2 separate regions of the Homo sapiens genome follow, and region 1 is linked to region 2. A link is an interaction called in ENCODE POLR2A ChIA-PET data of the cell type or tissue named here. Cell type or tissue: PC-9. All regions are shown on one strand. Each heading gives the region's core, and the rest is flanking DNA. Links, peaks and the distances in the headings are about the cores only.

The links. Peaks named below come from ENCODE experiments on the same cell type or tissue, not always from the same donor. Only the 100,000 strongest peaks of a DNase experiment are listed, where the experiment ranks them.
Region 1: POLR2A ChIA-PET joins it to region 2 with 5 read pairs; 2 of 35 experiments call an interaction of 5 or more read pairs at or near these places.

What each region holds. Positions count from the first base shown.
Region 1 is chr5:142,893,978-142,899,917 of GRCh38, forward strand. ARHGAP26 (Rho GTPase activating protein 26) reads left to right here. Exons shown (of 23, transcript NM_001135608.3): 6 at 261-371. Among named protein-coding and RNA genes, the nearest start is that of ARHGAP26-AS1, 28 kb to the left of the region's middle. RefSeq lists an enhancer at 1,884-2,790. In PC-9, for the core only: no CTCF peak of the experiment used is centred there; DNase peaks (open chromatin) are centred at 2,184 and 2,464; H3K27ac peaks cover 1,079 bases.
Region 2 is chr5:142,824,786-142,830,725 of GRCh38, forward strand. All of the region lies in intron 1 of ARHGAP26 (Rho GTPase activating protein 26), which reads left to right. Among named protein-coding and RNA genes, the nearest start is that of ARHGAP26-AS1, 41 kb to the right of the region's middle. In PC-9, for the core only: no CTCF peak of the experiment used is centred there; DNase peaks (open chromatin) are centred at 736, 2,136 and 2,486; H3K4me3 peaks cover 1,736 bases; H3K27ac peaks cover 4,212 bases.

The sequences.
Region 1 (5,940 bases), core at 308-5,307, 69 kb after region 2:
CATTTACCTTTTTAAACCAATAATCTCATTAGAAAGCTTTTTTTTTGTTTTAAAAAAATATGTATTTAAGTTGTATAATATGATGTTTCAGTATATTTTTGCATAGTGAAATAGTTACTATAGTTATTCTTCTTCTGTGTAATGCTATTTGATTTGTTTTTGAAAATTATCTCCCGAGATTTTTTTTTTCTGACCTGCTTTCGGAATGCTATCCTTGGGTAGTGACTTGATTTTTCTCTTAAATTCCATCTTGTTTGTAGGCAGACAGCCAAGTGGACCTGGTCCGGCAGCATTTCTATGAAGTATCCCTGGAATATGTCTTCAAGGTGCAGGAAGTCCAAGAGAGAAAGATGTTTGAGTTTGTGGAGCCTGTAAGTAGATATTCAGGGTTTAATGATGTACCCATATATTCATCCCTCATTCTAACTAGTAGTAGATTACAAAATGCTCTAAGTTGTTGATGAAGAGGTTGAGCAGCCCTGACACTGTCCCTTCTGTAAGTATCAGTGCTTTGCGAGCCTGGCTGCCTTGGATTCTTCCCAGCAGCCATTCCTGTACAACACATAGCAATGGAGATAGAGCGTCCAGCAGTCATTCCTTCCTCTGGCTACCCAATGATGTGCCATATGATTTTCAGGTGGACAGAGTGGAAATGGGAGTCCAGAGGGGAGGGGTTCTCTATCTTGCCATGAAATAGTGATTATACCTTAACTTCCCTCCTCTCTCCTACCCTTCTTCTCTTCCTCAAATAATTCAGATGTAGTAGTCACCCAAAGACATAGTACATTTCTCTTTTTACCCTGTGGTTCAAAGCCCCTTCTCACCCCATTCAGGTATTAAAAGATGCTATATAAAGTTTCTCACATGGATTTCCCACATGGATTTGTTATAAACAGAACAGCATAGAGACTCTGCTGAGTGGACCATGATGGAATTTGGACTTGGACACTGTCCCAGTGAACATGAAGATTGCATTGTGGGAAAAAGCCTGACTTTAGTTTAGGCCACACCAGCATGGTTGTGGTTTCATTTGGACATGGTGCCACTCCACTTTGCTGGGTGTGGCACTGGTGTGGAGAATCCACAGCAGGAAGACTTCATGGAAACACCAAAATAGTATATGGACCTCAATTTAAAACTCTCGCAGACCATGGATTTTCCAGCCAAAATGCAGCCTCTGATTTAGACTCAAGCATGGCATCTCTGTACAAATAAGATTCTCTACCTAGATTTAAGAAAGGATAATTTTCTTTTTTCTTTTTTTTTTCTTTGAGACAGCTTCTCGCTCTGTCACCCAGGCTGGAGTGCAATGGTGCAATCTCAGCTCACTGCAGCCTCTGCCTTCTGGGTTCAAGCGATTCTCCTGCCTCAGCCTCCTCAGTAGCTGGGACTACAGGTGCACGCCACCACGCCTGGCTAATTTTTGTATTTTTTAGTAGAGACGGGGTTTCACCATGTTGGCCAGGATGGTCTCGATCTCCTGACCCCGTGATCCGCCCGCCTCGGCCTCCCAAAGTGCTGGGATTACAGGCATGAGCCAGCACGCCCGACCAAGAAAGGAGACTTTTCTTAAGCAAATAAGAATAAAACTGTAAGAAACTGAAAGGAGTGGCCACTCTTTCTAGTAAAGAGCATTGTGTACCCCATGTCTAATTTATAAACTTTTGGGGTGGATTTTTTTAGGCATGTAGACTTGCTGGTAGTTTCATCAAGACTCCAATTGGTGGCCAGGCACAGTGGCTCATGCCTGTAATCCTAGCACTTTGAGAGGCTGAGGCAGGAAGATCACTTGAGACCAAGAGTTTGAGATCAGCCTGGGCAACTGGGCAACATAGTGAGACTCCATCTCTTAAAAACAAAAAAAGATTACAATCGGCTTTGGAACCTTATGTCTACATCTTTTACTATGCTAGAACTATAATTTCTGGATACCACTCCCAGCTACCTCATTTGGCAGATTCCTTAAAGTCGTCAATTACTTCAGTCTCCATATATGAATATTAAAACCTTAGACCTAACTTCCAGCAGTGTGGTTTCAGTCAAGGTCCCAAGTCAAAAATCCCCATCTTTCCACAGGGTCTGTTAGGTGTGAGCAGCTATCTGTCAGATAAAGCAGCCTTATTGATTTTCCTGCTTAAAGCACAAACTGGCCTTTCAAGCAAAGGTTTACTGAAGACTTGCTTCCTGTGGTCAGGGCAGGAATGCAAATGCTGTCACATAGAATTTGCCTTTAGCATTATTTTTATTTGCTTTTGCCAGACTTTCTAGAGAAAAAGAACAGTGCATTTCTAATAATCTTTATATATACTTCGATTAATATTATTCCAAATTTGCTTGCTTTTGATGAGTTTTTTTTGTAATTGGCCCATCCAACTTTTTTGAGGTGAGTGTTTTGTTATCCACTTTGATCTCTCAGTAGGCGTACCTAGTGAGTCAGGTATTTTATCTGTTGGCTTTTGCTGAATGGTATCCACAAAACCTCATACAACAATAGATGTTTACTTCTCACACATCTGTGAGGTTCAGCCAGCTTAGGCTTGGCTCAGCTGGATAGCTTTGCTGATCTAAATGGGTTTTCCTCCTCCTTCTTCTCCTTCTTTTGTCTCTCCTCCCCCTCTTCCTTCCTTCTTTCTTGAGAAAAGAAATCTCTAAAGATTTACCATTCCATTTCCTGGCATCCTGTTGTAGTGTGTCCATGTCTTAGGGAGTTTTCACTTTAAGAAGCAGTAGCATCATGGTTAAGGATTCTAGAGCTAGACTCCCTGAATTTAAATCCCAGCCTAGCCATTTACTAGCTGTGTGTTCTTGGGCAAGTTATTTCTCTGAGCCTTACTTTCCCCATCTGCAGAATGGGGATAGTAATATCACCTACTTTATAAAGTTGTATGAGGATTGACTGAGTGTTTATCCATGTGAGGTGCTTAGAACAGAACCTGATTAGAACCAAATAAAAACTTAGCAATTATTATTTTTTATTTATGAGCAAACGAGTGAAGTACCAATATTAACAGGGCCTACCTGTTTTAATATAAACAGTTTTGGTAGCTTTAAAAGTATGTATTTATTGAATACCGTAGAAAATGCTGAAAACCCAGGTGCTGTGGCTGAGGCATTCACAGCCTCACTGGGGTAAGCAAGATGTGTGTAGTAGAGAGCTAGTCAAGATAGCAAGCAGTTCAGTGACAGCTTGGACAGGATGGATGCTATAGATGTGCCAGAGGGATTTAAAAGTATAACCATCGTAGTGTGCAGATGTTTTTCAGTTCATACAGTGAGAAACCTGGAGAGCTAATGAAAAGAAATTTTCAGTCTCATGTTAGGACAAAGATAGTAATAGGGATTTGCCCAAAGTTAAACTAAATGCTGAGAGGCTGGATATAGGATTCAGATGTTTGGCCTTTGCTTTTCTACAGAAGTTATTGTCTCTGCACATCAGCTTCTAGGCAGGTCAGTGGCTTCAGGAGCTGGGGATGGGGAGAAGGTATTCATACAGTGAAAAAGCTACTGATGAGATCAGTGATTCTCAGTGTTAGACATGCACATTCTCAGGCTTCACTCCAGACCTGAAATTTAAGGGAGGGGCCCAGTAGCCTGTAGTTTAGTAAACCTTCCCCGTGATTCAGCTGCACATTTCAGTTTGAGCCACTGGCCTAGATTATACAAAGGAAGAACATGAAATAACAATTGATGATATTATCTGAAACTGTCGTGTACCGTGCTAAGCGCTTTACCTACAGTATGTCAGTCAAACCTTATAACATCTCTGAGGGTAAGTACTGTTTTTATCCCAATTTTCAGATGAAGAAATTGAAACAAATAAGTTTCTTTACCTGTCCAACATCATATCTAGTAAATAGCAGAGCTGGAAGGGTCTGACTTTTCATCTCCATGAAATAGCATTTGATTGCTTACAGGTGGGAAAGAAACCAGCAAGAAGTCTATTGAACTAAATTGCTGGAGTGGGTATTCATATTTGAGTTGGTTACAGTCAAGGGAATCTTCCAGTCATGTAAGGGACCTCTATGCAAATCGACCGTGTTCATTTGTTTCTTGAAAGTAACTTCAAGTACCAGGATATTATTGACCTTCAGAAAAAGAAACAGTTGTAGTATTCCCAAGGAAGAAAAATCAGACTTCTGGGATCTAAATCAGATCTTTTGGGATATATATGTGTGTATATATATATACACACACACATACACACACACACACACATATATACACACACATACATATACATATATACGTATGTGCATATATATATGTATATGTATGTATATATTTGCACTGGAAGCTTTAATTTTCTTGTCACAGTACTAAATGTTCTTGAGATTTGGATTGCAGATAATGACATATTGACTCCATGAAGGTGAAGCCACATTCCCTCTGTTGCCTGAGTTTTCGTAATTGAAGGTTGGCTAGTGCCCCAGAGAACTCATTCTCCATGTTCATTAGGCCTGCATCCTCCGAGTTTTCCATCCTGAATATTTCTTGGTGCAGTGTCTCTTCCTCTCCTTTCCCTCTGCTTCTGTCCCATTGCAGGCCTTCATTCTTTTCTCTGGACTTTGCATTCTGCCTTGGGCCTCCCCGTTCTCCAGTCTGGCCTGGACCAGAATGCACCTTCTAACACGTCAGTCTGATTCTCTCTCTCTCTCTTTTGCCAAGAAGCTCCTGACAGCACTCCTGTGCTAAGCCCATTACATGGATGATCTGAATTAATCTTCACTGCAACTCTGTGCAATAGTAAAAACCACTGTTATCCTCTTGTCAAAGATGAGTTAAAGGGAGTTATGTGGCTTAGCCCCCTCAGCTTTTCATCACTCTACTAGCTGCCCTTCTCTTTGTTGCCTGTGCGGATGATTCTTGGTAGCTGTATTAGTTTGCTAGGGCTGCTGTAACAAAGTACCACAAATTGGGTGTCTTAGAACAACAGAAATCTGTTGTCTCACAGTTCTAAAGCCTAGAAGTCTGAAGTCAAGGTTTTGGCACCAAGATCCCTCTGAAACCTGCAGTGAAAGGTGACTTCCTTTCCTCCTAGCTTCCCGTGGCTTGTGATCATGTTTGGCATTTCTTGGCTTATAGATGCCTCCCTCCAGTCCTTCATCCTCACATGGCCATGCTTGTCTGTGTGTCCACATTTTCACCTTTCTAAGGACACCAGCTATGGCATCTTTGTAAAAGTACTAGGGCCCACCCTAATGTCCTCATTTAACTTGATTACCCATGTAAAGACCCTATTTCCAAGTGAAATCACCTTCAGAGGTATTAGGACTTCAACATATCTTTTTTTGGGGGACACAATTTAACCCAGTAAAGTAGGTCTGTTCTATGAATGGTGACAATCCAGAGTGATGCAGCCAGCATTAACTTGGGCAATTAGATTTTTGCTTTTTAAAATGAAAAAAATAAATTATGTTGTCAGCTAGGAAGTAGGAATAGGTTTTGCTTATGGTTATTCTTTTAGGATAACAAGGATAGAGAAGGAGGCACAGGGAGGCGGGAAAGATCTTTCCTATGTCAGGCTGTGATGTTGTGGTTGCCCCGTGGACAGCTGACCCCTCTTATTTGATAACCAGGTGGGACTGCAGCAAGCTCTTCCTCCTAGTGTTTGGGTAGAAGCATTTCTTTGAAGCAGACAGCTCCCCCATCTCTGGAGTCCCGTGGGCTTCATCCTGCCCCCTGAGGAGTGGACTTTCATTTCCCACTTTGTAATACTTCAAAGGTTCATATAGTGTTGGGGGTGGGGGAGAGAAAAGGTGCTGGGAGGAGAGAAGCAAGGGGGAAGTGGGCCAAAAATAGCAATATGTTAAGGAGTCATTTCCCATAAAAAAATGGACAATCAAGGCATGAGACTAAAGGAGGAAAAACAAAATAAATATTAGTAACTCCCTGCCTTTGGGGAGCACTTGCGGGTATGCCCAGGTGGCATCTTAGTGAGCT
Region 2 (5,940 bases), core at 363-5,362:
TTATTAATGGGCAGGGCACCAAGAGTGCCACGGAAGGGGCTAGGCTTTCAGCAAAATGTGCAGGAACTATGTTTCAGGAGTGGGGGAGAATCTGGCAAATGTTAAATATATATTGAGGATCATCTGTCCTCTGCTACTACAGGCAGAGAAGGGAGAAAATGGGCTCTTAACTCTTATTGGGGCAACCAATGAAAATGGATCAGCAACTCTTTTCATTCATTATAATTATTCAGTGTCTCCTATATGTAAGAACAAGAGGACCCCTCCCCTCTCCTTCAAGCTTGGAAAGTGGGCTGGGATAAGTAGTAGAGGCAGCTGTGGAGCATACTGTTCTCTTGCTGTGCGATCTTGGGCATAATAACAGTGCCTCCTTTACAGGATAGTTGTAAGGATTTAAACCAGGTTATGTATTGAAAGTGCTTACAACAGTACCTAGCACACAGTACATGCTCTATGTTAGTAACAGTAACTTGTTATTGCTACTACTGCCATCCTTATTGAGTAAGCAGGGGTCCTTGTGGAGGAAGAGGGTAGTTGGGAGCCCACTCAGGAGGTGGCCATGAGGGACAGAGGCCCCCTTCCATCCACTGTTGGAGGGGCTGGAGTTCTTGGTGCCCTTCCTGCTCGAGGTGCACATGGGGCTGAGGTTATGGAGATGAGAAGGAGGAGCCTGAAGGCTGGTCTCCTTCCCGTTGTCCAGCCCAGCAGGGGACCTATGTCAGCAGCCTCTCCTTGGGGACTGCCTGAGTGTCGTCACCCTGAGCAGCACAGGCTCCTTGATTTAATTTGTTTCCTGCCCACAAGCCACCTGAAGTTCAAAGGGTTATTATTTTTCTATTGTAATTCCTTAGCGGGACGATACATTCCTTCTGGGACCTGCAGGACTTTTTTTGGAAAGCTAAATTGGCAACACTGACTCAAGGAAAAGGCAAGTAGTTAAGAGCCGATATTCCGAAGCAAGGTATTCTAAAAAGGCTTTTCTGTCCAGTAGAGACTCCAGATCAGAGAGCAGGAAACTTTTCCTGAGCCAGAAAGTATCATTTATAGGTGTCCTTGGCGGAATCCCTCAGAACACAGTTCTCGAATCTGCCTGTAACAATGTTGCCTTTCCCGTGCTGTGTGCTGGCTTGGGAATTGTGGAATTCTGCACATGATGCATCTGGGTATTTAGTTTCTGGTGGCCGAGGAGAGATGATGAGGAAGCAAAGATAGAAGACCTAGATTTTCTTATCGATTTGCTGGTTAACCCAGGGAAAATTACTCTGTGCTTCATTGATAGAATTAGAACATCTTTCTGTCTCACGAGAGTGTTAATGACCAGTCAGACAGTGTTGAATCTGGGAATTATTTTTCAAGGAGGGGGATATGATATGTGATCAAATTGTCTTTTATATATTTAACAGACTAATGAACTGATGCTTCGTCTGTCCATTATTATCAGGGAACGGAGGCTGCTTCCTAGGTCAGATTTCCAGATAACTGGAGATTGTCCATACACTTGTCATGGTAGAGTAAGACTCACATCCGGGGTGGAGGAGGCGCTGTACACAGTTAACTCATTTAACCCCTACCACAATCCCATCATGTTAGGAATTGTCATACTACCCATTTTGCAGAGCAGGAAATTGAAGTTTAAAGAGGGGTAAATAAGTTTAAAGAGGGGTAAATAAGTTGCCCGGTTCATTCAATTATTGGATAGCCATTTATTGAATTTCAACTACGTGCTAGCACGAGGATTATTATCACCACGGTGAGTGGACCAGGCTTGGGTTGTCCGTAGGGGAGTTAGGATTCTTCCCAGGGATGTCTGGCAGGTGACTTGTCGCCACACCATGTTCTCTCTCACAGGATTTTAGTGGTGGGAGGTACAGGGCCTTCTTGAGACCCATGAGGTGGGGTGATTCCCTGTGTCCCTGGCCCCATCACCAGGTGCGATCTAGTTTTCAGCCTTAAAGCCCAGGTCAGTCTGCTGTCCTCTGTGCCTATCTCCACCAAGCCCTCCCACCTGCTACTATTTCAAATGCCAAGACTTGAAAACTTTTAAATACTTGATAAAAACCTGGCCTCCAAGTTAGGCATTTCCCTGCTTTTAAAAACAGAGGAAGCTTGAGCAAAAGCCAACATTTTTCTGGGTGACTCAGACCTGTCATTATGTGCTTCATTGATATAATTTTGAGTCTGTACTTTCAGGTTTTCATTTTCTTTCTTTGTGTCACTTGTCACCTCACCTGTGGCCACTGAGATTGTCACTAAGTGCCTCTCATTTCCTTTGGGTTGGCTGTTTTTCATCTCCTGTGAATGGGGAAACTGAGCTTCTGTTTTTTTTTTTAAATCCTATTTTTTTTCTACCCTATTTTTTTTCTAATGAAAAGCCGGAAGTTGCTTGGTGAGACCTGAGGAATGAGTCAGTGACTGTTAAAGCCACCTCTGGTGTTGGCTGGCCTCCATGGTTGGTTGTGGCATGGCCCTGTGTCCTGTGGTCATGGTCTTACTACAACTGTGGCATCTGCAGGAGGGATTGAGAGCTTGGGCGCAGGAGTCTCCTGAACGTGGGCTCAGGTCCTGGCTCCACTGCATATTAGTTTGGGAGCTGAGTCAGCTTAATGCCTCCAAGCTAAAGTTTTCTTGTCTTGGCACAGAAAGCCCTGCATAAATGATGCCCTTTATTATTAATGGTTGTAGAATTTGTGGTGCTGGTGGTGGAGGTTGAGGTTGGGGCAACATGACCAGTGAGTGTTTAGGTAACTATGTAGAGTGTAGGTTAAGAGCATGGGCTTTAGGGCCAGGATGACCTGGGGTTTAGTCCTTACTGCCTCATTCACCAGCCAGGTGACAGATAATGAAGGGATACTTACAGAGGTCAATGGCGTGGGCTATTGAGTTAATGTGGGAGTCTGTTCCTGGCTCTGCTGCTTACCCTCTGGTGACCCAAGTCTAGAAGCTGCTTTAGGTTTCTCATCTCCAAAATGAGGAAAAAAGGACCTACCTGTCAGGATTGTTGGGGGAATTAGCTTAATGCACATACCCTTAGTGTTTCAAACAGTGTCTGGCACATGTAAATGCTCAATAAACGTCAGCCGTTACTAGCTAATGATTCTCCTGGCATCCGGGAAGTGTAGATACTGCTTTTATTTTTTAAATACTGTTGTTTATGCTGTAGCCCTTTTCAGCACTTCTTCCTGGTCTTTGTTCCCTTGGCTTTTCTTGGTCTTCCAAGTATTGAAGTAGGACTAGTAGATGGTTCATTCTGGGAATAGTTACGCACGCTATTCAGAGGGAATGGATGCTTTGCTTTGTGAGTTTCCCTGGATCAAGTTTCCTCTACAGGTAGGAATTGTTTCCTTATCAGGCCCTCAACCTGGACCTCCCTGGGAGCCGCTGGCAGATTGTATGAAATAACAACAATACTCAGGGGATGAAGTATCTGTTAAAAATTACGAGTGTTGTCCTCTTTGACATCTCCACCCTTTCTTATGGAAAAGATTTTGAGTGCACTGTAGCTGAAAGATTATTCCTGCACTCTGTACGATTCCACTTTTACCCGTGCAGTTTCCCTTCTTTTCTTGGTAGGTTTACAGCATATGCACCACAAAATGAGTCATTATGACTTAAGTTTTTTTTATTTCTTTTAAGCCCAACATGTAGGTGGTAAACTAGGATCTTTCCTGGTCAATTCTAAAATGGTTGGGAAAATGAAATTTAAAAGAAAAACATGGAGAAGGAAATTAACAAGCATACATTATTCTTTTCCCCCTAAGGTTTTTGCCTTCACATGGGGTTGCTTTCATTTTCCTGACAATTAGTTGTAACTAAAATACTGTGTGTCTTTGGAATAATTTAAGAAGAAAGGTTTTGCCCCCATGAGGCATCAACCATGTGCAGGGTACTGGTGATGGACGGTTGCTGTGACTGGGGTAGTCTGGTTTGGCAAGGGCTTGTCATGTAGGGGATTGTCTCTATATTTTGAGGGGTTGGCAACTCTCTCCGCATGCTCAGGGAGAGTTGCCACCTGGCCCATCTGTAGAGTGGCCCAAATCTGGTTTTTGCCTCCTCTAGCAAGACGGGTTTGGTGTGCTAGGTGATTCTGACACACACCAGGTCCCCGCCTTCCTCCAGCAGCCTGACCCTGTCCTCAGTCCAAAGCAGCTAGAAGGCCTGCGTATCTGTTTCACCTGTTAAAGTGTTTCTGTGTGCTCATGATCTTCACTACTGGTGTGTTATTGGAAGTTAGCCACTGTGTTCAAAAGAAAGGCACAGCTTGATTAAATAGGTTAGTAAGTGCTGGTTAGGCATGTGCTTCTGTTGAGTCAGGGAAAGGCTGGTGGTGATAAGGAGAGGAGGCTTTGAGATTTCTGTAACCTTTCTGTCCTCTAGATTTCTGAGGTTGACACTTGGTAAAGGGAGAGAGAATGCTGTATACCATCATATTCTCTGTGCAGGACCCAACCAGGTTGACCAAATGTCCTAGGTCACACCTGCTATCTCAGCATGATTATTAACAGTGCCCCCTTTCTCGAAACCGTCTGTTTGGATCTGGCCACCCCATGTATGTGTCACACAGGTCTCTTTGAAACTTTTGTCAATAGGAATGAACCTCATTTTCCAGTGGCCTTTTCCCCCTTAGTAGATCATGATAAGAGTGAGATCACCTTCTTTTCCACCCAAATTAGCAAGAAAGAACAGTTCTGTGAATAGTTGTTACAATTCTCACCATTAATAACTTCAAAAAGCTAGAGATCTGCAGAGCAGAGGGCACCTCACATCACCATTGTGGAGAGGGTGAGGTGCAGTGTGATATAATTGGTATTTATCTCTGTGGCCTGCTTGCCGCACTGGATTAAAACAAACCAAGAATTTCAAGGCTAATTGGCTAAAATTATATGTGTAATTAGAGAGAGTAGAAAAGCTAAAGGAAATGAACTTACCCAGTGTCACCTGGTCAAGCAGGTAATGGTGAACAAGGAGTGTGTGCCCAGGTGTGTCTGGCTGTCTCCACTGCCCCTTACTGTCCACCATATTGGCCTAATGTTTTCCACTCATGACACTGAGGATGGTGTCATTCTCAGCATGCAGGGGATGAGCTGATTCAGAGCATGGTCATTGTTCCCACTGCTGTCTTCCCACAGCTAGGAAGTGGCAGAGGTTAGGTTTAAGCTCAGGCCTTTATACCATTATTACTTTGGGGAGGGCTAAATGGTGGATGTTTTCGACCTGATGAGAATAGTAGGAAGGGGCAATTGGTGTGAGGAAATATTGGCCCAGGGTGAACCTTTTCAAGTTTATTGGTGTGAGTTAAGTCATTTCCCTAGAATGTTGGCCAAGCCTCAGGAACATAGCACGTGGGGATGTTATTCATGTTCAATAAATGTCAAGTAGCATCCACAGATTTGTGGGTTTGTAAATCCAAATGGAGTGCTATTATTCAGGTTTCTTGCATGCTCAGGATTGCTAGCATTTGTTTTTGAACAGTTCTAATAAAATAGCTCATTACTATCAAGTATGGATTAAATACCTGGCTGAGAAAAGTAAGGTGATTTATATATCTTCTAATTAGTGCAATTGAGAGTGACTATGGCAATGATTAAAAATTATTTTGTGGTGATAATAAGTTGCGGTGGAGGGTAGGAAGGGGAAGTGAAGGATTTTTCCGTTTGTGTTACATTTCCACAGGTTTGGGATGTTTCTGACAGTACGTTATGGCAGTCAGTCTGTTTTTCCATAATTGTGATGACCTCTGAGTGAAGACTTGACTTTTAAAATTAATGATCTGATCAATGCACTCTTTAATTAATATAGCTGTGCAGGTGGATAAAAAATACCGGTCTTCAAAAAATGTTACCGATAGTATCAATTTTCACTGGGGCAAAATGACCAGACTAGCATGGTTTTGTATTTTTTCTCCCAAGCAGTTCTTGTGGGAGAGACAGACAGACAGATACA